Linked DNA regions of Homo sapiens: region 1 is linked to region 2. The links are chromatin loops, found by intact Hi-C in ENCODE. Cell type or tissue: K562. All regions are shown on one strand. Each heading gives the region's core, and the rest is flanking DNA. Links, peaks and the distances in the headings are about the cores only. Region 1 overlaps UBR2 (ubiquitin protein ligase E3 component n-recognin 2). Region 2 overlaps UBR2 (ubiquitin protein ligase E3 component n-recognin 2).

Region 1 (11,680 bases), core at 1,985-9,984, 56 kb after region 2:
AGAATGGCTGCATACAGGGGAATAATTAAATAAGCAAATATTTTGAGGAAAATGAGAATCAGGTTTTCTCTTGTCAGAGAAGGAAATTAAAAATATGCAAAGGAAGAAAACTAGAAAGAACCTTAGATGGGAACAGAAGAGATCACTACAGATGCATGGTTTCCAATATCTATTTCAATACATTTATACAGATAGGTATAAAATAAAGCTCCATTGAGACAGCCTGAGAGTTATAACACCAACAGCAACATGCACACATACCATCTTATTTGTAAACACCATTTTCCACTAAAAAGAACCAGGATCCTTGGCAAAATGGTTGATTTCAGGGTTGGGGCAGGAGAAAGCTCAAGATTGCCTGGGACATCTTGTTGTACCAGGAAGAAAAGAAAAAACAGAAGGGAAAAGGAAAGGAAAAGAAAAAGAGCTCAAAGGATGATAGAGATATGAAAAAGAACAAAGATAGCTTGAAGGGGCTCCTATTGACCAAATCTAGGACAATTTGAGCATAATAATGAGACCCCACAAATACTGATATAAATAAATAAATTGAAAGTTTGATAATGAAGAGGATACTTAATAGTCTCAAAGTACTTCCCAACAACACACTTATTGATCACATAGGGGAAAAGAGTAACATTACAGTGGAGAAGTCTTGCAGACATCCCTTTAATCAAGTGATCAATATCACCAGTTGTAGAACTAATCAAAATCATACATACCACCTGACAGGGTTAAAACACATGATTTCTGTGGCACTCCTGTCACAGATGCAACTTGAATCTAATTACGAAAACCAGACAAACCCAAATTGAGGGGACATTGACAAAATAACTGGTCTGTAATCTTCAAAAGTGTCAAGATCATGAAAGTCACAGAAAAATTGAGGAAACATTCCAGATTGAAGATTAAAAGACAAGATATACAAATAATTTGGAACTAGATCCTATTAATACAAAGAACATTACTGAACAATGGGGTCTCAATTTCCTATCCATAAATTATGAGGTTCAACTAGGTCTACTGCTCCAAACATCAACAGAATATTCAAAGTAGTTTCTGTAATAGCAAACAAAAAACTAGGTCTAATAGTTTTTCAATATATATACTGTTCTCTATTGATATTCTAAATAAGCTAATAAAGAAAACTACCATAGATAACCAGAGGCTTTCACCAAAATTAGCTTATTAAATTTCAGTTTTACAGGAAAAAGTTTAAAGGAAAAAGTTAAATAATGTCTCTGACAACACATCTACACAAAAGAATATTATCTAGCTACATAAGCTGATACGGAAAGATGTTAAGCTATGGTTAAATACAGAAAAGAAAATTTAGCTCAGTATATGTAACATATTCCCATCTGTATTTATGTATGTAGGTTTAAAATTGCCATATATCTTGGCCTATATACACAAAGAAAATTTCTGAAAGAGGCCGGGTACAGTGGCTCATGCCTGTAATCCAGCACTTTGGGAGGCCAAGGCAGGTGGATCATCTGAGGTCAGGAGTTTGAGACCAGCCTGGCCAACATGGTGAAACCCCGTCTCTATTAAAAATACAAAAATTAACTGGGCATGGTCATGGGCTAAGCCTGTAATCCCAGCCAGTTGGGAGGCTGAGGCAGAAGGATCACTTGAACCTGGCAGGTGGAGGTTGCAGTGAGCCGAGATCGCGCCACTGCACTCCAGCCTGGGTGACAGGGCAAGACTCCATCTCAGAAAAAAAAAAAAAAAGGAAAATTTCTGAAATGATATATGGGAAAATGTTAACAATGATTAATTCTGGAAAATTGGACAGTCAAAAAGGGGACAAGGCACTTTATTCTCCATCTTCTACCCTTGTATACTCAATTTTCACCAAGAAATTTAAAAAAGAAAAGTCTTCCTAACAGCAGTAAATGCATACAGCACCCAGATCTTGGTTTCTAACTACCATTCCCAAATGAAAGAAAAATCTTTAAAGAAATAGCTGATTGTACATACGGGTCAGAGCAAGTACAAAGTGAGCTGGGGCATCTTGTGCCAGAAAGGAAAGAAGCACCCACAAACTAATGAAGGCATGTGAAAAAGACAAGATGGTGTGACGGGGCTCTCACTAGCCAAATCTATGGCAATTTGAACATCAGAATTACTGTAACTAAAAAATATCAAGAAAAGCAAGAAAGTGATTATTGCAAGAGTCAAGATGTCAGTTAATTATGGGGGAAGGAAGAAAGCACACAGTGGGCTTCAAGAATGCTGGTGACAATTTTTTTTGATCAAGAATAATTACAAAAATGTTTGCTTTAATTATTTATTAAATAGCATGTATTTGTAATACAGATTTTTAAGCAGATATGGTATTTCATAATTTTTAAACAAAAACTCAAAAGTTCCAGGGAAAAAAAGAGGTCAAATAAAACAAGAGCCTCCTAGAAAGAAAATTAAAATATTTTACCTGCAAGAATATGTAGGCTCTCCTACTTTAAAAACACGACCACAAAGATGAGAAGGTTTGTTTGCTTGCTCAAGTTTTGGAAATCCAAATGCAGGATCTTCACCACAAAGGTACCATTCCATTGGTCCCAACAAAACATGCTGTGCCAGCATGTCTTCTTTCTGTGGAAAAGGGTTGGGACCCCTGCAGTAGATTTTGGGTACATAGTGGGCTAAATGCTGGTACACTTCTCTAGTGAGGTCAGTTGCTTGCAGCCATTTCTTTAAAAGAAGAAAAGAGAAGAAATGGTTTTAAACACCAACAAACTAATTTGAACAAATTCACCCTACTTTCTTTTAGGTACAAAAATAATGACAAAAGCATATTAAAATATTTTGTTTACAACACTCACCACCGTACGTTAGAAATTTAATCTATTAAAATGCCAAGTATGTTTAAATCCTACTTTTAAGTGTAAGTAAAATTAAAATGAAACAAGCCTCCCTCCTTCCCTGCAAAATGACTCTTGAAGCAATCTTCTCTAGGCAGTACCAGAAAATAATTACAAGAAATCATTATATAAGATATGAACCATTGAGCTCACCTAATGTCCTTCCTAATGCTTTGCTCAAATGTTATTCTCATTGTGATATCAATTCTCACGTCAGTTTGTCCATAGGAAGAGTGTACGGTGAATATGAACAGCCAATATGTACGGTGAACATGAACAGCCAATACACATTTCTTAATGATTGATAAGCAAGTTTATATACCAGTCTCTTATTGAATAAGTCAGTCCACAAGAGACTGTTGTACCAATTATGCCTTCTTTCTCTGATCAACTTCTCTCTCTCTATAAGGCCTTTTCCGTTTGCTCTCCCCACTAAAAACAAATTTTAAAGCATGATTCTACTTAGATCTCATAGGTACCAACTCAATAACTGAATGCATGATCTCCCCTCCATGCTCCACCAAAATCTGTTATTTTCTCCATTTCCAGCTCAACCTGGGTATCCACACCGAAAAATCTGAAAAGCTTCCCAGCACTTTGGGAGGCCAGGCCAAGCAGATCACCTGAGGTCAGGAGTTCAAGACCAGCCTGGCCAACATGGTGAAGTCTCTTCTCTACTAAAAATATAAAAATTAGCTGGATGTGGTGGCGCATGCCTGTAATCACAGTTACTCAAGAGGCTGAGGCAGGAGAAATCGCTTAAACCCAGGAGGCAGAGGTTGTAGTGAGCCAAGATCCAGCCTGGGCGACAGAGCAAGAGTCTGTCTCAAAGGACAAAAAAAAAAAAAGACTCACTTCTGCTAGAATGCAGTTAACTGAACCGTGAACAAAACCCACAGATGGAGGGAAAGAGGAAGGGGAAGTGAGTTGAAAAACTACCTATTGGGTACTATGCTCACTACCCAGGTGCAATATACTCATGTAACAAACCTGCACATGTATTCCTTAAATCTAAAGTAAAAGCTGAAATTAAAAAAAACCTCCAATGTTTACCTATGGATTACTACCTAATTCCAGTTACATTTTTATTTAAAAAAAAAAAAAAAGTATGTTCAAGTGATATGTAACATCATAAGAAGTCAACATAAGGTCTTCATTTTAGCTATTACTTGTATATTCTTCAGACCACTCCTTCTAAAAACAACATACAGAGAGATTTTAAATATGCATGAGGTGATGTATATTAACTTTCTAGTCAATTTCTGTTTTCAGAGAACTTTTACTAAAAATGTAAAAATTTTGTTCATAAGTTAAGGGACTGGATAGAAGCTTATAACCAAAAACGGTGAAAGAGTTTTCATGCTTAAAGTGAAACTAAACTATTTTCCAAATATTACTAACATTGTTGTGTTTACATTATGCAAGTAGGAAAGAGACTAAATTACTTTCAAAACAACAGCATTTCTTCCCTGGTGGCCAAGTGGTTAGGGAAAAAAAAATAAAAATAAAAATAAAACAGCAGCAGCAGCATCATTTCTTAGGAGACAATCCTACAGGCTTTAAGTATTCTCTCCCTTCAGAGTGACTCAATCAAAATTTTATATATACATACACATCCTTTAAGCTCAGTAATTATAAAGAGGACAAGTTTTAAAAAAAGAAAAAGAGTCCTCAACAAGCATACTAGAATCTTATTCTTTGAGCTAAAAGACCTCGTTTTGGCCTCATTCAAAGGTAAATGTCTCATTTTTCACCCATTGTCAGCAAACCAAAACAAGAATGAAGGTAGTCAAATGATCCTAAGCGCTTTTTTTTTTTTTTTTTTTTGAGTCTCGTGCTGTCGCCCAGGCTGGAGTGCAGTGGTACGATCTCGGCTCACTGCAACCTCTGCCTCCCAGGTTCAAGTGATTCTCCTGCCTCAGCCTCCTGAGTAGCTGGGGTTACAGGTGTGCACCACCACACGCGGCTAATTTTTGTATTTTTAGTAGAGACAAGGTTTCACTATGTTGACCAGGCTTGTCTCAAACTCCTGACATCAGGTGATCTGCCCACCTCGGCCTCCCAAAGGTGCTAGGATTCAATTTACTCTTTATGAAAGAAAAATTAAGCAATAAGACCAAAATAATTCACCTCCATGATCCTAGAAAGTTAAGTGCTTCGGACTTTTTTTTACAACATATTGAAAGATTTTATTTAAAAACCAGTTTTTTTCCTTATATTTTATGTTCCCATTCCTGTAAAACTTCACTGTTGCAAAATTTTAATACAAGAATGAAAGGTTACTTTAGAAGGGATGCTTTTTTTTTTTTTTTTTTTTTTTTGAGACGGAGTCTTGCTCTGTCACCCAGGCTGGAGTGCAGTGGCGCGATCTCGGCTCACTGAAAGCTCCGCCTCCCAGGTTCACGCCATTCTCCTGCCTCAGCCTCCCAAGTAGCTGGGACTACAGGCTAGCATGGATGCTTTCTAAAAAAAAATTATGCAGTCTAGTAACTGTAACGAGAGCAAATTTGTTCATAGATTTCTTCAACAAAAATTCAGACGCTAGTATCAGCTTCTGGTTAAGAAAAAAAAAAAAAATCGGCCAGGCTCTTTGGCTCATGCCTGTAATCCCAGCACTTGGGAGGCCAAGGCGGGTGGCTCATTTGAGTTCAGAGGTTCGAGTCTAGCTTGGGCAATATGGCAAAACCCTGTCTCTTCTAAAAATAAAAGAAGATTAGCTGGGCATGGTGGTGCATGCCTGTAGTCCCAGCTACTCAGGAGGCTGAGGTGGGAGGATCACCTGAGCCCCGGAGGTTGAGGCTTCAGTGAGGCATGATCACGCCACTGCACTTCAGCCTGGGTGACAGAGTGAGATCCTGTCTCAAAAAACAAACAAACAACAAAAAAAAAACTAGCCACTTTACATAAAAATATTATTAGTAAAACAAGCAAGTATTTCACTCTTTATTACATATTATTATAAATAACAAGACTTAAAAGTCTGGTCCAAGAAAGGCATGCATATGCTCCCCATTTTTCAAATCTTTACTACTCCTGGGCACAGTGGCTCACGCCTATAATCCCAGCACTTTGGGAGGCCAAGGTGGGCAGATCACTTGAGGCCAGGAGTTCGAGACCACCATGGCCAACATGGTGAAACCCCATCTCTACTAAAAATACAAAAATTAGCCAGGAGTGGTGGTGCACGCCTGTAATCCCAGCTACTTGGGAGGCTGAGGCAAAAGAATCGCTTGACCTCAGGAGGTGGAGGTTGCAGTGAGCCTAGATCACGCCACTGTACTCCAGCCTGGAGGACAGAGTGAGACTCCGTCTCAAAACCAAAAACTTTACTACCATTATATGAAAAAATCACAATCACCTAAAAGATTTGGGCTCTATTACAGGCACTTTAAGCTGATTAAACATACATACTTAATATAAAAAGCAAGAAAAATTTATGACTGTCTTTCAGAAGTAGCTCACACATTTCCCCAAAGAATAAAATCTATAGCTTTTCATATTAGTTCTAACATATGCTAACTGCAACTGTTTCTTCAACATGAAAAATTAAGATTTCCAGTTTGGTTGGCCTTTTGTCTTTATTTCAGACACTTGTAGCTGTCACACCCATGTGGCATAAGAGAGTAATAAGCATTCACTATCTTACTACAAGTCCCTCTTAAGGGAAGTAAAGAAACTGTCAACTCATTCCTCTAAAGTAAACATGTTATGACAATGTTTCCAGGAGCTTTCCCTCTATTAAATACTAAATTTAAGCCTTGGGATAGAAAGCAAGTACAATAAAATAAAAATGAAATGAAAAATGAAAGAATCCCTAGAGGTTAGTTAGCCTTTTATTACAGTCTCTATTATTCTATACCCAATTAAAATTGTATCCTTTAACTACTTTTGGTTTTGCTTTCAAACAAGGATAAGCAACATGTAAGTTAATCATAAAACAACTAGTGCTCATAACCATAAAAACAATAGTGTTTAAGTGGGAGTTTTAGGGAATATATTGAGAAAAATTTTAAACAAATTATATTAAGAGCTCTACAAATTAAGGAGAATATTTACAAATAAAATATAGAAATTTAATAGGTCAAAAGACTAATTGAAAATAGGCAAAGAAGACATAAAAATGGCCAATAAGCTCATAAAAAGATGTTCCAACATGACTCATGAGGGAAATGCAAATCAAAACCACAATGAGAAGGCATAACACCCAAAAGAATGGCTGTAATCAAAACACAGGCAAAAACAAGTGTTGGCAAGGATCTGGAGAAATTGGAACTCTCATGCACTACTGGTGGGAATGTAAAACAATGCAACTGCTTTGGAAAAATCTGGCAGTTCTTCAAAATAGTTAACATATGACCCACCAATTTCACTTCTAGGTATGTATATACCCAAGAGAAACAAAAGCATATGTCCCCACAAAAATTTGTAAAAAATGTTCACAGCAACATGATTCATAATACCCAAAAAGTAGAAACAACCCAAATATTCACCAACTGATGAACAGATAAATAATATATGGTTTATCTATACAAAGGAATGTCATTTGGCAATAAAAAAGAAAGAATTACTGACACAGGTTGAGCATCCCTAATTTGAAAACGTGAAATCCAAAATGATCCAAAATCTGAAACTTTGCATGCCCACACGATGCTCAAAGAAGTGCTCATTGGAACATTTGGATTTTGGATTAAGGATGCTCAACTGGTATAACTGCAAATATTTTAAAATCCAAAAAAATCCAAAATCCAAAACACTTCTGGTGGCAAGCGTAACAATACTCAACCTGTACATGGTACAACATGGATAAATATTTTATTTTTATTATTTTTTTTTTGAGACAGAGTCTCGCTCTGTTGCCCAGGCTGGAGTGCAGTGGCGCGATCTTGACTCACTGCAAGCTCCGCCTCCCGGGTTCATGCCATTCTCCTGCCTCAGCCTCCCAAGTAGCTGGGACCACAGGCGCCTGCCACCACGCCCGGCTAATTTTTTGTATTTTTTAGTAGAGACGGAGTTTCACCGTGTTAGCCAGGATGGTCTCGATCTCCTGACCTTGTGATCTACCTGCCTTGGCCTCCCAAAGTGCTGGAATTACAGGTGTGAGCCACCGCGCCTGGCCCAACATGGATAAATATTTAAAACATTATCTAAGAGAAAGAAGTCAGCCACAAATGACAATATGTTGAATTCCATTTATACGAAATATCCAGAATAGGCAAATCTACACAGACAAAAATTAGTAGTTGATTAGACCTCAGGAGTTTAGGTGTGAAAGGGAAGTGACTGCCAATAGGTACAGGATTTCTTTTTTGGGGTGATAAAAATGTCCCAAAATTGATCATAGTGATGATTGCATGAATCTGAATATACTAAAAACCACTGAATTTAACTGTACAGTATGTGAGTTATATCTCAATAAAACGGTTTAAAAAATGTACAGCAAAAAGATAACCAATACAGACCTAAAACTCTACATAAAACTTAACAAATTCATTATTTATTAAAACAAAATTTTTTTTGAAGACAGGGTCTCACTGTATCACCCAAGATGGAGTACAGTGGCATGATCATAGCTCACTGTAACTTCTAACACCTGGGCTCAAGCGATCCTCCCTGCTTAGCCTTCTGAGTAGCTAGGACTGCAAGTTCATGCCACCACACCCAGCTTATTTATTTTATTTTATTTTTTTTTAGTAGAGACAGGGTATAGCTAATGTTGCCCAGGCTGGTCTCAAACTCTTAGACTTAAGCAGTCCTCCCACCTCAGCCTCCCAAATAGCTGGGATTACTGGCATGAGCCAGTGCTCCCAACCTGTATTTCTTTTATATTCAGGGAAAAAGATGGGGTCCCGCTCTGTCACCCAGGCTGGAGTGCAGTGGCGCGATCTCGGCTCACTGCAACCCCAGCCTCCTGGGTTCAAGCAACTCTCCTGCCTCAGCCTCCCGAATAGCTGGGATTACAGGGGTGCACCACCATGCCCGGTTAATTTTTGTATTTTTAGTAGAGACAGGGTTTCACCATGTTGGCCAGGATGGTCTCTATCTCTTGACCTTGTGATCTGCCCTCCTTGGCCTCCCAAAGTGCTGGGATTACAGGCAAGAGCCACCACACCCGGCATGTTTACTTTTAAAACCGTAATCACTCACTGGAACATACTATAACCATATGTAGTATAGAAAGTAAACAGAGCCAAGAAGTGTTGGGAAAGTCATACTTATGGAGTCAATTCTAACAAGAAAAGAGAAGAATGAGAAGAGAGGGCCACTGTAATATCCTAAACTTACAAATATTAAAGAGTCAGCTTAGATACTTTTCTTTGTGAGGCATACTAGCTGGAATGGATGGGATCACAAAAAGTTCTTCCTCCTTATAACAGGAATAAGAAAAGCGGTGTGTAAATGAAATGTGGAAAGGTTGACACTAGTGCTCATTAGGTGATTTTTAAATGGAAGTGATCCTAACAAATTACCAATGACAGAGGTCTAAAGCCTACAATCACTGTTTTCTCTACTTGTTTCTCTTCCCTAAAATGTGCTTTCAACCTAAGAAAAAACTTTATTAATTTAAATGTGTGATAAAAAAGCTGAAGCCTAAGCTGAAAAAAACAGTTTTAAATGTTAGGTGTTTTAACTTAATACAGACAGTAAAGTCCTCACAAAGTAAGGCAAGATTAAGGTTATATAGTTGAAGGAATTTTATATTTTAATATTGGTTTTTGAGGTAGGAGGATCTCTTGAGCCTAGGAGGTCAAGGCTGCAGTGAGCTATGATAATGTCACTATACTCTAGTCTGGGCAACAGTGCAAGACCCCATCTCTTACCAAAAAAAGAAAAAAAAAAACTTATTGTTCAGAAAGGCATTTAAAAGTAAACAGGGTAGGCTGTGTGCGGTGGCTCACGCCTGTAATCCCAGGACTTTGGGAGGCCAAGGCGGACGGATAACCTGAGGTCAGGAGTTCGAGACCATCCTGGCCAATGTGGTGAAACCCTGTGTCTACTAAAAATACAAAAATTAGTCAGGCGTGGTGGCGTACGCCTGTAATCCCAGCTGTAATTCGGGAGGCTGAGGCAGGAGAATCACTTGAACCCCGGAGGCGGAGGTTGCAGTAAGCCAAGATTGCGCCATTGCACTCCAGCCTGGCGACAGAGCAAGACTGTCTCAAAAAAACAAACAAAAAAAGTAAACAGGGTAAAATGTAGCTCAGATTATGATCTTCACAAACTCAAATGAAGTCCAAATTAATAATTTTTTGTTGCATTTTCCTTGATTTTTCCTTACTGCATCTGCTTGAGAATTTCACTGAACAAGAACTAGGAGCACTGGCCTCCCGCACTACTTTTATAACCAGTTTCCTCAGGAGCCTCTACAAATTGGAGAACCTCTAATCACTTGATAGTTTGCACTTTTAGAATGGGATAACGGAATTTGTACCCTGTATCACTGGACCAAGACACAAAATTCAGTGAGAGAAAAAAAATCAAAACAGTACTTTGAGGTAAGCAACAGATATCAATTAGAAGAGGCATGGAGAGCAAACAGCTGTCATTATTATTTAACAGTTTACTTGTAACACTACTTTCATTTTCTTTTTTCAAATCTCCGATAAACGAAAGGCAGAAATTCCTTGAGTTGTACAACATTAAGTAGAAAGTAAATGAAAACAGACCTAGGCTAAACAAGTAAGTAGGTTTAAAAAAACACACCAAGGCAGGGCGCAGTGGCTCACGCCTGTAATCCCAGCACTTTGGGAGGCCCAAACAGGTGGATCACCTGAGGTCGGGAGTTTGAGACCACCCTGACCAACATGGAGAAACCCCAACTCTACTAAAAATACAAAATTAGCCGGGCGTGGTGGTGCATGCCTGTAATCCCAGCTACTCGAGGGGCTGAGGCAGCAGAATCGCTTGAACCCGGGAGACTGAGGTTGCGGTGAGCTGAGATCGCGCCACTGCACTCCAGCCTGGGCATCGAAAGCGAAACTCCGTCTCAAAAACAAAAACAAACAACAACAAAACACACCCAAACAAGCAAAGATTCAGCATTTAACAACGTATTTCTTTAAAGTCTTCACCTCTACTCCTGACATTTCTTTCTACCCGGACTTAATGTCCTCACCAATTCACGCAAAATAACTACTCACTGACCAACAGCTCCACAGTGCCCCCAATCCCAAATTTTGTTCGTAGCATTCAGATTGCTGACTTTTATTCACGGGTCACTCCCTTCCTAGCAGCCTTTTTAATTGGAGGTCTTAGAGGTGGGGCCCAAGCTGTCTTGGTCCATTCATAATCATTCTCGGCAATCTCTTCTAATGGGTGTTCCTACAACTCTGCTATTTACACTAGCATATTCATATTACAGTTTTAATGCAATAGTGCGTTTGAACGGTTTTACGTTTGGAATATAACTGCTCCTACTACACTGTGACCAGTTCTCACGTTTAGCTTATACAGTATTTGTTGAAAGCTGCTCTATCAACGTTATATAACATTTGTTCTCCATCCAATTACCCCTAACTCCTAGAAAAAATATTTTTAAAATTTCCCAGACTCCACGACTACTTTCTCATACTCAGTAAACTTTCCACACATGCATCAACGTTGTCAACTAATCAAACCGGTGCAAAAAAAAAAGATAGCACTGAAACGGATAACGAAGGGTAGTGTCGTTTGCCTTCTTGGTGCCTGGGGCAGTCCCAAAAACAAAAGAGGGGCTCGGTTAGGGTGGCATGTTTAGTCGGAGGAGCACACGGCTTCGCTTGTCTCAGGAAAAGCAATTAACTAGATAAACTAGGGCGATTATACCAAAAACACAA
Region 2 (11,680 bases), core at 2,329-10,328:
AGCTGGGCCTGGGCCCGTGCCTGCGCCTCTAGTCCCAGGCAACTTTGGAGGCTGAGGCAGGAGAACTGCCAGAGACCAGGAGTTCAAAGGTATAGTACACTATGGTTGTGTCTATGACTAGCCACTACACTCCACCCTGGGCAACACAGTGAGACCCCCATCTCTTAAAAAGAAAAAGAAAAATTAAAAAAAAAAAAAAAAAGAGAAAAGAGAAAAAAAAAAAAGGAAAAAGAAAAGTGTAACAGTTTTTACATACCTGCATACATTTTAGTAATTCCAAAAAGGCATCAAACCCTTCTAGGAACTTCTGCCTCAGCTCATCTGACCATTCAGTTGGTTTGCTAATTAACACATACCTGAACAAGATAAAAGTGACAGTGGCAATTAACATAAACATTGACTTTCTATAAATTGCAACTGGTTTAATAATTAAATGAAAACTTACTTGAGATCTAAAATAAGGCTCTGTACTCTCCTAAATTTGAAGGCTTGTAAAGCAGTGTATCGTTCAAACTGAAATCTGCCCTGGGCATCTCGATGTCTCAAATGATCCATAAAAGTCTTAATGATAATGCTCATTAAGTTTTCTTCTGTGATGAGCATTCGAGCCTAAAAACAAAGTTTATCAGAGTGCATGGTAATCAAAAACTATGTACTAGGAAGACTAAAAAAAAAGTCACCAACATTGTTTAGCTCCTTCAGTTTAAACCTTTTTCAACACAACTATATATCATAAATGCATTACTGTGTATTTCTAAATAACAATTACTTACTCCAATTGCCATGTGTATGAAGCAACAATTATACCAGATGCCAGAAAGATGCCAGAATGTTAGAAGACAGTTCCAAGGCTCATTACTCAAAGATAAATTCAGGGTGGGGGCTCTGAATCAGGCTGCAAATTTTCCTTAACTGAGACATTTAGACACCTATAATGGTATGGTATAGTTATTCTAGGATCCAGAGGTTTACGACACAGATTCTCTAGAACTCAGTATGAAACAATATTTTCTCTTTATTTCCTTAGTTGAGATTTATTTTTTGTTTGTGTGTGTGTGCATGTGTGTACATATATATATATATATATATATTTTTTTTTTTTTTAAATAAGCAAATACATGTAAATCATACTAAATGCAACAGGGAGTCTCCTAGCTCCTGAGGTCTTCTTTCTAAAGGCAAATCTTGTTAATCGTAGTTCCTTGCATATTCTTGCAGAGATGGTATATGTATGTGTATTTTATATATATATAATTACAGAACCTGTATTTATATATATATATATATATATATATATATAAAATCAGAGTATATACTACATAATACACACACATATATAAAATGTATAAATACATAAAGTGTGTATTAAGTATACACAAGTATGTATATCTATCTTTTTCCTACAAAAGATAGCATATTATATTGTTTTGTACATTTTTTTACTTGATATGGGACAATGTCCCATATCAGTTCATACAAATGCTCGTCATTCTTTTTAACCAGGTCTACTTTTGTATCAGATTTTATTTAGCCAAGCTTTTACTGGTCAGACATTTGGGTTGTTTCCAGTTTTATGCTATTAAAAAAGATGTTGCAACAAATATCCACTGTGTATAGTTGTAGGAATATTTATAGAGTAATTTCCTAAAAGTGGAAGTAATCGGTTAAAGAGTATGCACATAATAAATTTTAATGATATCACCAAATTGTTTCCACAAAGAGGCTCAACAATTTCTCTTTCTACCTACAATGTGGGCCATGCCCTCTCATGCCCTCCATAACACAATATAACTTCAAACATTTTGCTCTTTGCCATTTTGATGGTGTTAATCTCTGCCCTAATAGAGTCAGAAAGTCTAATGTTACTTTGAATACTTCATTTTGCACTCTGATACAAAAGATCATGGATCCTCACCCTGACATTTTCCAGCCTCAACAGCTAATCTCTCCTAGGATTCTAGAGTGTTATTGATGCTGGGTGACAACTTAAACAGGCCTCGCATAAGTCAAGATTAGGTAATTAGCAACAGAAAAAGTTTCATCAAAACGTAGAACAAGGCCAGGTGCAGTAGCTCACGTCTGTAACGCCAGCACTTTGGGAGGCTGAGGCAGGCGGATTATTTGAGCCCAGTTCGAGACCAGCCTGGGCAACACAGTGAAACCCTGTCTCTATAAAAAATAAAACAATTAGCTGGGTGTGGTGGCATGTACCTGTATTCCCAGCTACCTGGGAGGCTGAGGTGGGAAAATCACCTGAGCCTGGGAGGTCAAGGCTGCAGTGAGCCATGATCACGCCACTCCAGCCTGGGCGACAGAGTGAGACCCTGTCTTAAAAACAAAAAACAAAAAAACCCCAAATAAGCAGAAACAAAAATGCAGAAGACAGAAGTCTAAGAATATATTAAAACTGTATTCTAATATAGATGTTAAATTCTAAAGTCAGCAGATAAGTAGAAAATCTGTAAATATAAAACTGAGTTTGAAAACTTCAGGACTTAAAGCAGGCAGTAAGAGGAAGTTTGGTGGAGAGACGATATTGTTAGAATGTAAACCCCCACCAAACCAAGGCACTTACTAGCATTTTTAGTTTCAGGTGAATGTTAACAGAGATGGTTCACATACTGCACAATTTTGGATTAGATTCTAATTGTCTTTAGGGGTATCAAAAAAAAAAAATAGGCTGGGTGCAGTGGCTTATGCCTGTTATCCCAGCAAGGGAGGCCGAGGTGGGTGGATCACCTAAGGTCAGGAGTTCGAGACTAGCTTGGCCAACATGGTGAAACCATATCTCTACTAAAAAACACAAAAATTAGCTGGGCGTGGTGGTGGGCTCCTGTAATCCCAGCTACTCGGGAGGCTGAGACAGGAGAACCGCTTGAACTCAGGAGGCAGAGGTTGCAGTGAACCGAGATCATGCCATTGCACTCCAGCCTAGGCGACAGAGCAAGACTCTCTCAATTAAAAAAAAAAAAAAAGTAAATAATAATAGAGTGGTTCATTACTACTACTACTACTACTACTACTACTGCTACTGCTACTACTACTACTGCTACTACTACTACGATGGTTCATTACTAATGTCCCATTAAAACAGGAAGTAGCTGGCCACAGTGGCTCCTGTCTATAGTTCCAGCTACTTGTGAGGCTGAGGTTGAGGACTGCTTGAGCTCAGGATTTCGAGGCCAGCCTGGGCAACACAGCAAGGCCTTGACTCGTAAAAACAAACGAAAACCCCAAAAACCAAAACCAAAACAAAAACCAGGGGAGTTATTCAGGCATTTCTACTTCTAAAAGATAACAAAAGAAGCACATATTTCAAAGTTACAAACAGAAAAGAAAAATAAAAGACCTTAGGTTCTCAGCTTTATCACCTTATGCTAAGAAATTGTTGCTAACCTTTCAAAGTAATTTTCAACATTAAATACCAGACATTATTTGGTATTTAGTCTTGGTATATATTTCTTGTACTTAACACTTACCCTAAAAAATTATATATATTTTTTTGAGACAGAGTTTTGCTTTGTCACCCAGGCTGGAGTGCAGTGGCATAATCTTGGCTCACTGCAATCTCCTCCTCCAGGGTTCAAGTAATCCTCCCACCTCAGCCTCCTAAGTAGCTAGGATTACAGGTGTGTGCCACCACGCTTGGCTAATTTTTTACCTATATTTAGTAGAGACAGGGTTTCACCAAGTTGTCTAGGCTGATCTTGAAGTCTTGACCTCAAGTGATCTGCCTGCCTCGGCCTCCCAAAGTGCTGGGATTACAGGTGTGCGCCACTGTGCCTGGCCTTTCTTAATTTTTATGCCTACAATTCACTTTGCTTTAAAAAGCATTACCACTATCAGCCGGGCACAGTGGCTCACGCCTGTAATCTGAGCACTTTGGGAGGCTGAGGTGGGCGGATCACTTGAGGTCAGGAGTTCCAGACCTGTCTGGCCAACATGGCGAAACCCCCTCTCTACTAAAAATTAAAAAATTACCCGGGCATGGTGGCGGGCACCTATAATCCCAGCTACTAGGGAAGCTGAGGCTGGAGAACTGCTTGAACCCAGGAGGCGGAGGTTGCAGTGAGCCCAGATCATGCCACTGCACTCCAGCGTGGATGACAAGAGCGAAACTCTATCTCAAAACAAAAACAAAAACAAAAAAACCCCTGATTATATTACAGTTTTTATTCATTTTATATGATTCATATTCAATTTTGCATTGCAAGGCTCATTACCTATTTAACAGCATATTCAAAATGGGCCAAATTCTCCCGTAAGACTCTGAAAAATACAACTGAATAATAATAATCATCTATGCTTATACTTTTAAACTAAACATGCCATAGCATACAGGGATAATGCTGACTGAACACATATTTAATAAATTAGAACAACTATCATACTCTAATCACTTGAATTATAAGCACTATTTTTTTTTTTTTTTTTTTTTGAGTCAGAGCCTCACTCTGTCGCTCAGGCTAGAGTGCAGTGGCATGATCTTGGCTCACTGCAACCTCCACCTCACAGGTTCAAGCAATTCTCCTCTCTCAGCCACCTGAGTAGCTAGGATTACCAGCACCTGCCACCATGCCCAGCTAATTTTTTGTATTTTTAGAAGAGACGGGGTTTCACCATGTTGGCCAGGCTGGTCTCGAACTCCTGACCTCAAGTGATCCTCCCACCTTTGCCTCCCAAAGTGCTGGGATTACAGGCATGAGCCACTGTGCCTGGCCAGTACTGGGTCTTGACCAAACTAAAAATGAAGACTGTGTTAATTGTAAGGTAATTGTGATTCAAAAGGTACCACTGCTGTAAAACATTCCACTAATATCTAGGGCAAGTTATTTTTAACCAGGGATGTGCATAATAATTATTAACAGAGTTTTGTTTTTTTTTTAAAGAACTATAAAAGTATTCTTTCAGTCATGATGAAGTAGCTTGAGGATGACCAACATTTCCAACAAGAACAACTAGAAACGCTTAATAAAAGTAAAAAAAAGTTTGAAATCACTAGAGAGCTGCTGAGACAAGGACTCCAGGAGATAAAACCAGGGAGAAAGGGAACTGCACAAGGAGGTGAGCCAGCATTCTGCAGCTGCTTTTCCCTCAGCATTTGTCTATTCTGGGAGTGGGGTAAGAGGGGATTTAAGATCCCAAGAAAAAAACAAAGCTACCTTTGCAAAAACTGTTAACAGTGAGAAAATTATGACAACGAAAGAGATCTGACCTAATTGACTTCATCTTGCCTTTAATCTCCAAAACTGCCCTTATTCATTCCTGGGTGCAGGCCAAACTAACTTTGGGAGGAATGTGGTTTACAGTTTAACTTTAAAACAAAGACTTTAAAGACTTTAAAACAAAGGCTGGGTGTGGTGGCTCATGCCTGTAATGCTAGTACTTTGGGAGGCTGGGGTGGGAGGATCATTTGAGCCCAGGAGTTCAAGACCAGCCCAGGCAACATAGCAAGACATTGTCTCTACTAAAAATAAGAGATAAAAAAAAAAACTTAGCCAGGTGTGTAGTGGCGCACACTTGTAGTCCCAGCTACTCAGGAAACTGAGGCAGGAGGTTGGCTTGAATTTGGGTGGTCGAGGCTGCAGTGGGCCACGATTGCACCACTGCACTCTAGCCTGGGCAACAGAGCGAGACCCTGACTCAAAAAACAAAACAAACCAAAAAAACAAACAAAGACGGTAATAGACTCTCCCTGAAACAAACTCCCTCCTTGCTTGGGAACCAGACTGCGTTTGTAAAACCAACAAATTAGCCACTAGATTAGAAATTATGGCTCAGAAGTCATGTAGCCAGAGGCCACAATATCACTAACCTCCCCCACTTGCTCCTACAGATAACATTACTATTGTAAAACCTAAGATTGGTGTTTGAGGTATTTTTCAGACCCTGCATACTGAAGGACCTGCTGGAGACACCCAGACTGGTAAACTGGCTTATCTGGTCTTATGGCCCCCACCTAGGAACTGACTCAGCACAAGTGGACAGTTTCAACTCCCTGTGATTCCACCCTGGACCCAACCAATCAGCATCCCCTATTTCCTAGCCCCCTGCCCTCCAAACCTAGGCTCTAAATTGTTGGGGTGGCTGATTTGAGTAATAATAAAGCTTTGGTCTCCCACTTGGCCAGCTCTCTGTGTACTAAACTCTTTCTCTATTGCAATTCCCTCGTCTTCATAAATCGGCTCTATCTGGGCAGCGAGCAAGGTAACCCATTGTGTGGTTACAAAATATGTACAGAACTGCTATTATTAGGGAGAAAAACTTGCTGAGACTATAGCAGTCCCAGGGTGTTGGAGAGGCCAGAATCCCAGTAAGAAAAAGAGCAGGGGGAACTGAGTTCAACGTTCTTCCAGTTTTTCCTTAAAGACATTTACAAAATTCTAAAGTTATATAAGGAAGCAAGATTAGTGTACAAGTTCCTATAGAGTGAACAAACTCGAATTCTAGGGAAGAACTCCAGGCTCTCGATTGAGAACCCCTAGGGAGTTATGTGTCAGGGGTGGGGATGAAGCAGAAGTAAGACTGAGTCTTGTCAAAACAACATGGAGACACTTAAATCCTTGACTGGACTAAAGTGATCCACCTCACTCTATCAGCTGAAGAGAACTCGAATATGCCACCCCAAAATATGCCACTTTGGCATAAGGATTATTTTGAGCGAAGGCAACTGAGGACAGCAGACACAAGAGAAGCCGTAAAAAGAGAGCATACATTTCCCTTCTGTAAAGTGTCCTCTCACTTTCCAGGAAGGCAAGGGGCATCCTTTATTACCTAAGTTCATTTGAACTTGCAAAACAAACCTTTCTAAACAACCCTCATTTGCCACAAACAAGACTGTGACATGCAGTTAAAATTATGCTTAGATGGAAACCTAAGCCTTAAATCATCAGAAAAGAAGGCTGAAAGTAAATGATCTAATAATCTATAAAGAAATTACATTGGTGGTCACGAAAGAAAAGAAACTACGCAAGAATGGCAAAATCTAAAGAAAACACAAAAAAGGAAAGAATAAAACAAAGCAAATGTATAAAAGGGGAAAAATAAGGCAGCTCACGGTGGCTCACGCCTGTAATCCCAGCACTTTGGGAGGCTGAGGCAGGCAGATCACGAGGTCAGGAGATCGAGACCATCCTGGCTAACATGGTGAAACCCCGGCTCTACTAAAAATACAAAAAAAATAGCCAGGCATGGTGGCGGGTGCCTGTAGTCCCAGCTACTTGGGAGGCTGAGGCAGGAGAATGGCGTGAACCCGGGAGGCGGAGCATGCAGTGAGCCGAGATCGCACCACTGCACTCCAACCTGGGCGACAGAGCGAGACTCCGCCTCAAAAAAAAAAAAAGGGGGGAAAAATAAATCAACGCAACTAAAGGTTGGTTCTTTGAAAAAACTAATAAACACATACATCTCTAGGCTGGGCATGGTGGCTCATGTCTGTAATCCAGCACTTTGGGAGGTTGAGGTAGGCAGATCACATGAGGCCAGGAGCTTGAGACCAGCCTGGCCAAGATGGCAAAACTCCATCTCTACTGAAAATACAAAAATTAGCCGAGTGTGGTGGTGCATGCCTGTAGTCCCAGCTACTTGGGAGACTGAGACACCAGAATTGCTTGAACCTGGGAGGTAGAGATTGCAGTGAGCTGAAATCATGCCACTGCACTCCAGCTTGGGTGACAAAGTGAGACCCTGTCCTAAAAAAAGAGTATACATCCTTAGAAAGACTGGTAAGAAAAACAGAAAAATTTAAATTTAAAAAAGGATTACAAAAAATACTACAAAACCTATAGATCTGAAATGTATTAAATAGAAAATAAGACAAATATTAGGTGTCATTTAAATCAATGTAATTGGAAATTTAAATGAAATTAGCAAAGTCCCAAGAAAAAACATGTTATTAGAAGGGAAACAAGAAACAGGAAATCTGAATAGTCCTATTAAAAATTTTAACTGGCTATAAAATCATTTCCAGAAAGAAATCTTGAGGCCCAAATGGTTACACTGGAGAATTCTTCCAAATATTTAAGTGAGTAAAGTGCCTTTGCAAAATTATGACAATAAGAGAAATCTGATATAATTGACTCCATCTTGCTTCTAACCTCCAAGCTGTCCTTGGTCATTCTGGGGTGTAGGCCAAACTAACTTTGGGAGAAATTTAATTTGTAGTTTAACCTTAAAGCAAGGAAGATAATAGCCCTTTCCAAAAGGAAACTGCCTTTATAAAACTAATGAAAGTCCACAAGGTTAAGATGATGAAAGGGGCCTGAATTATGCTAAGATGTAAGTTAAATGATAACCAGCAATCACAAGATTTGTAACTTCCACAATTACTCCTATAGATAACAACACTATTGTAGAACCTAAGAGTGGCCTTTTTGAGATGCCTTTTCAGACTTTGCATTACTTGTGATCCATAATTCAACCAGTCCTTTGACCCTCAGCCACAAGTGGACTCAGCACACACCCTAATGATGCTCTCCTCAACCAATCAGCATCACCTACTCCCTAGTTTTCTGCTCACCAAATTATACTTGAAAACCCCTAACCTCCAAGCCTTCAGGGGGAGATTTTGAGTAAAAACTCTGTCTCCCATGTTGTGTGGCCAGCCTCCTGTCAATTTAACTCTTTCTGTACTGCAATGCCGTGGTCTCAGTGAATTGATTTTATCTGTACAGTGGGCAGAAAGAATCTGTTGGGCAATTACAAAAGCAATAAGGAGTAAGTGGTTCACACCTGTAATCCCAACACTTTGGTAGGCCGAGGTGGAAGGATCACTTGAGGTCAGGAGTTCAAGACTAGCCTGGGCAACAAAGCAACACCCCCCCCACCAACTCAACAAACACTAAAAAAAAAAAAAAAATTAGCCAAGTGTGGTAGTGCATGCCTGTACTCCCAGCTACTTGGGAGGCTGAGGTGGATCACTTGCACACAGGAGGTTGAGGCTGCAGTGAGCTGAGATCGCACCACTGCACTCTGGCCTGGGTGCTAGAGTGAGAATTGGTCTCAAAAAACAAACAAAACAAAACAAAACAAACAAACAAAAAAAGAGCAATACCTATCTTACATAAAATTTTCCAGAAAACAGAATATACTTGCCAATGTAATTAATGAGTCCTCTTTAATCTTAATACCAAAACCCCAAAAGGCTATAACAAGGAAAGAAAATTATCACTTAATCTCTCTCACAAATAAGGGTGCACAAATAGAATCAAGCAATATAGAAAAAGGATAATATACCACAACCAAGTTTGGTTTATTTCCTTAAAGCAAAAGTAATAAAACATTTGAAAAAAAATTAAATAACCTTATTAACAGACAAAGGGAGAAAAAAACCACTTGATCATACCATCCAATGCCTCTCCTGAAATTCATGAAAATTAAACACATATTCATGATTTAACATAAACAAAAACCAGCCGGGTGCAGTGGCTCACGCCTGTAATCCCAGCACTTGGGGAGGCTGAGGAGGGTGGATCACGAGGTCAGGAGTTCAAGACCAGCCTGACCAACGTGGTGAAACCCCGTCTCTACTAAAAATATAAAAATTAGCTGGGCGTGGTGGTGTGCACCTGTAATCCCAGCTACTCAGGAGGCTGAGGCAGAAGAATCGCTTGAACCCGGAAGGCGGAGGTTGTAGTGAGCTGAGATCACACCACTGCACTCCAGCCTGCGCGACAGAGTGAGGCTCCGTCTCAAAAAAAACCCAAAACCAAACAAACAAAAACCAAGTTGGGCTCAGTGGTGCATGCCTATAGTCCCAGGTACTCGGGAGACTGAGATGGGAGGATTGCTTGAGCCCAGGAATTTGAGGGCAGGCTGGGCAACATCACAAGGCTCCCTCTCTTAAACAACACTACCATCTTAGAGCAAACTAGGAATAGAGAAAATTTCTCTAATCTGATAAAAGAGTATCTATAAACAATCAAACAAAAACCAAGCAAACAAAACTCCAAAGCAAAACATCATACTTTACGGTAAAATATTAAAAGTTTTCCCCCTGAGATCAGATATGAGACAAAGATTTCTGCTTTTATCTACCACTTGTATTTAACACTGTAGTTGAGGTCCCAGCCAGTATAATAAAGAAAATGAAATAAAATATATAAATATTCAAAATAAGAACTAAAACTGCTGTTATTCATGAATGACAAGTGATATGATTATGTACACAGAAAAATCCAAAAGAATCTGCAAACTGGCTGGGCACAGTGGCTCATGCCTGTAATCCCAGTACTTTGGGAGGCTGAGGCAGGATGATAGCTTGAGCCCAGGAGTTTGAGACTGGCCTGAGCATCACAGACCCCATCTTAAAAAAAAAAAAAATCTATAAACCATTAGAATAAATGAATGTGGAAAAAGTGGCTGGATACATGGCTGATATACACAAATGAATGTATTTCTATAAGCAAATACAAAGTAAAGTTAAAAAAAATTTCCCATAGAATCAAAAGCCAAAAACAGGCCAGGTGCGGTGGCTCAGGCTTGTAATCCCAGCACTTTGGGAGGCCGAGGTGGGCAGATAACCTGAGGTCAGGAGTTTGAGACCAGTCTGGCTAACATGGTGAAACACCATCTCTATGAAAAGTACAAAAAAACTAGCCAGGTGTGGTGGCACGCACCTGTAATCCCAGCTACTTGGGAGGCTGAGGCAGAAGAATCACTTTAACCTAGGAGGCGGAGGCTGCAGTGAACTGAGATTGCACCACTGCACTCCAGCGTGGGGAACAGAGTGAGGTTCTGTCTCAAAAAAAAAAAAAACCCACCAAAAAACCCAAAAACAATGTCTCCCCTCCCCCCAAAACCAAACCAAACACCTAGAAATAAATCTAACAAAAGAAGAATGGGGGCCAGGCGCAGTGGCTCACGCCTGTAATCCCAGCACTTTGGGACGCTGAGATGGGTGGATCACCTGAGGTCAGGAGTTCGACACCAGCCTGACCAATATGGTGAAACCCTGTCTCTACTAAAAATACAAAAATTAGCCAGGCGTGGTGGCAGCAGGTGTCTGTAATCCCAGCTACTCGGGAGGCTAAGACAGGAGAATTGCTTGAACCTGGGAGGCAGAGGTTGCAGTGAGCCAAGATTGTGCCACTGTGCTCTAGCCTGGGTGACAGAGCAAGACTCCATCTCAAAAAGAAAAAAAAGAAGAGTGGGAAGCCCTCTATAATGACAACTATAAAGTATTGAAAGAAATTTTTTTAAAAAACTAAATGAATGAAGGAATACATCAAGTTCACAGGGCAGAAGACTCAATATTGTAAAGATACCAATTCTTCCTAAACTGAAGGAGAGATTAATTTCAATCTCAATCAAAATATATGAAGGCTTCTTCGTGTGTATGGAAGCTGATATGCTGAATCTAAATTCATACAGAAATACAAAGGATTAAGAATGGCCAAGGCTGGCCTGGCGCGGTGGCTCACGCCTGTAATCTCAGCACTTTGGGAGCTGAGGGGGATGGATCACCTGAGGTCAGGAGTTCAAGACCAGCCTGACCAACATGGCAAAACCCCATCTCTACTAAAAATACAAAATTAGCCAGGTGTGGTGGCGCATGCCTATAATCCCAGCTACTTGGGAGGCTGAGGCAGGAGAATTGCTTGAACCCGGGAGGCGGAGGTTGCAGTGAGCCGAGATCACACCATTGCACTCCAGCCTGGGCAACAACAATGAAACTCCATCT

Evidence for each region. Hi-C counts contacts between places; a loop is a spot of excess contacts. Peaks named below come from ENCODE experiments on the same cell type or tissue, not always from the same donor. Only the 100,000 strongest peaks of a DNase experiment are listed, where the experiment ranks them.
Region 1: it touches region 2 in a loop (5-fold over the local background); 4 of 110 quality-filtered maps call a loop at or near these places.

The regions. Positions count from the first base shown.
Region 1 is chr6:42,564,751-42,576,430 of GRCh38, reverse strand. It overlaps UBR2 (ubiquitin protein ligase E3 component n-recognin 2), which reads right to left. Exons shown (of 47, transcript NM_001363705.2): 2 at 2,438-2,697. Among named protein-coding and RNA genes, the nearest start is that of UBR2, 6.6 kb to the right of the region's middle. RefSeq lists enhancers at 3,472-3,521, 3,612-3,671 and a silencer at 11,009-11,138. In K562, for the core only: a CTCF peak has its summit at 6,481; a DNase peak (open chromatin) is centred at 6,510.
Region 2 is chr6:42,621,481-42,633,160 of GRCh38, reverse strand. It overlaps UBR2 (ubiquitin protein ligase E3 component n-recognin 2), which reads right to left. Exons shown (of 47, transcript NM_001363705.2): 12 at 446-609; 13 at 257-356. Among named protein-coding and RNA genes, the nearest start is that of UBR2, 63 kb to the right of the region's middle. RefSeq lists an enhancer at 3,217-3,306. In K562, for the core only: no CTCF peak of the experiment used is centred there; a DNase peak (open chromatin) is centred at 5,980.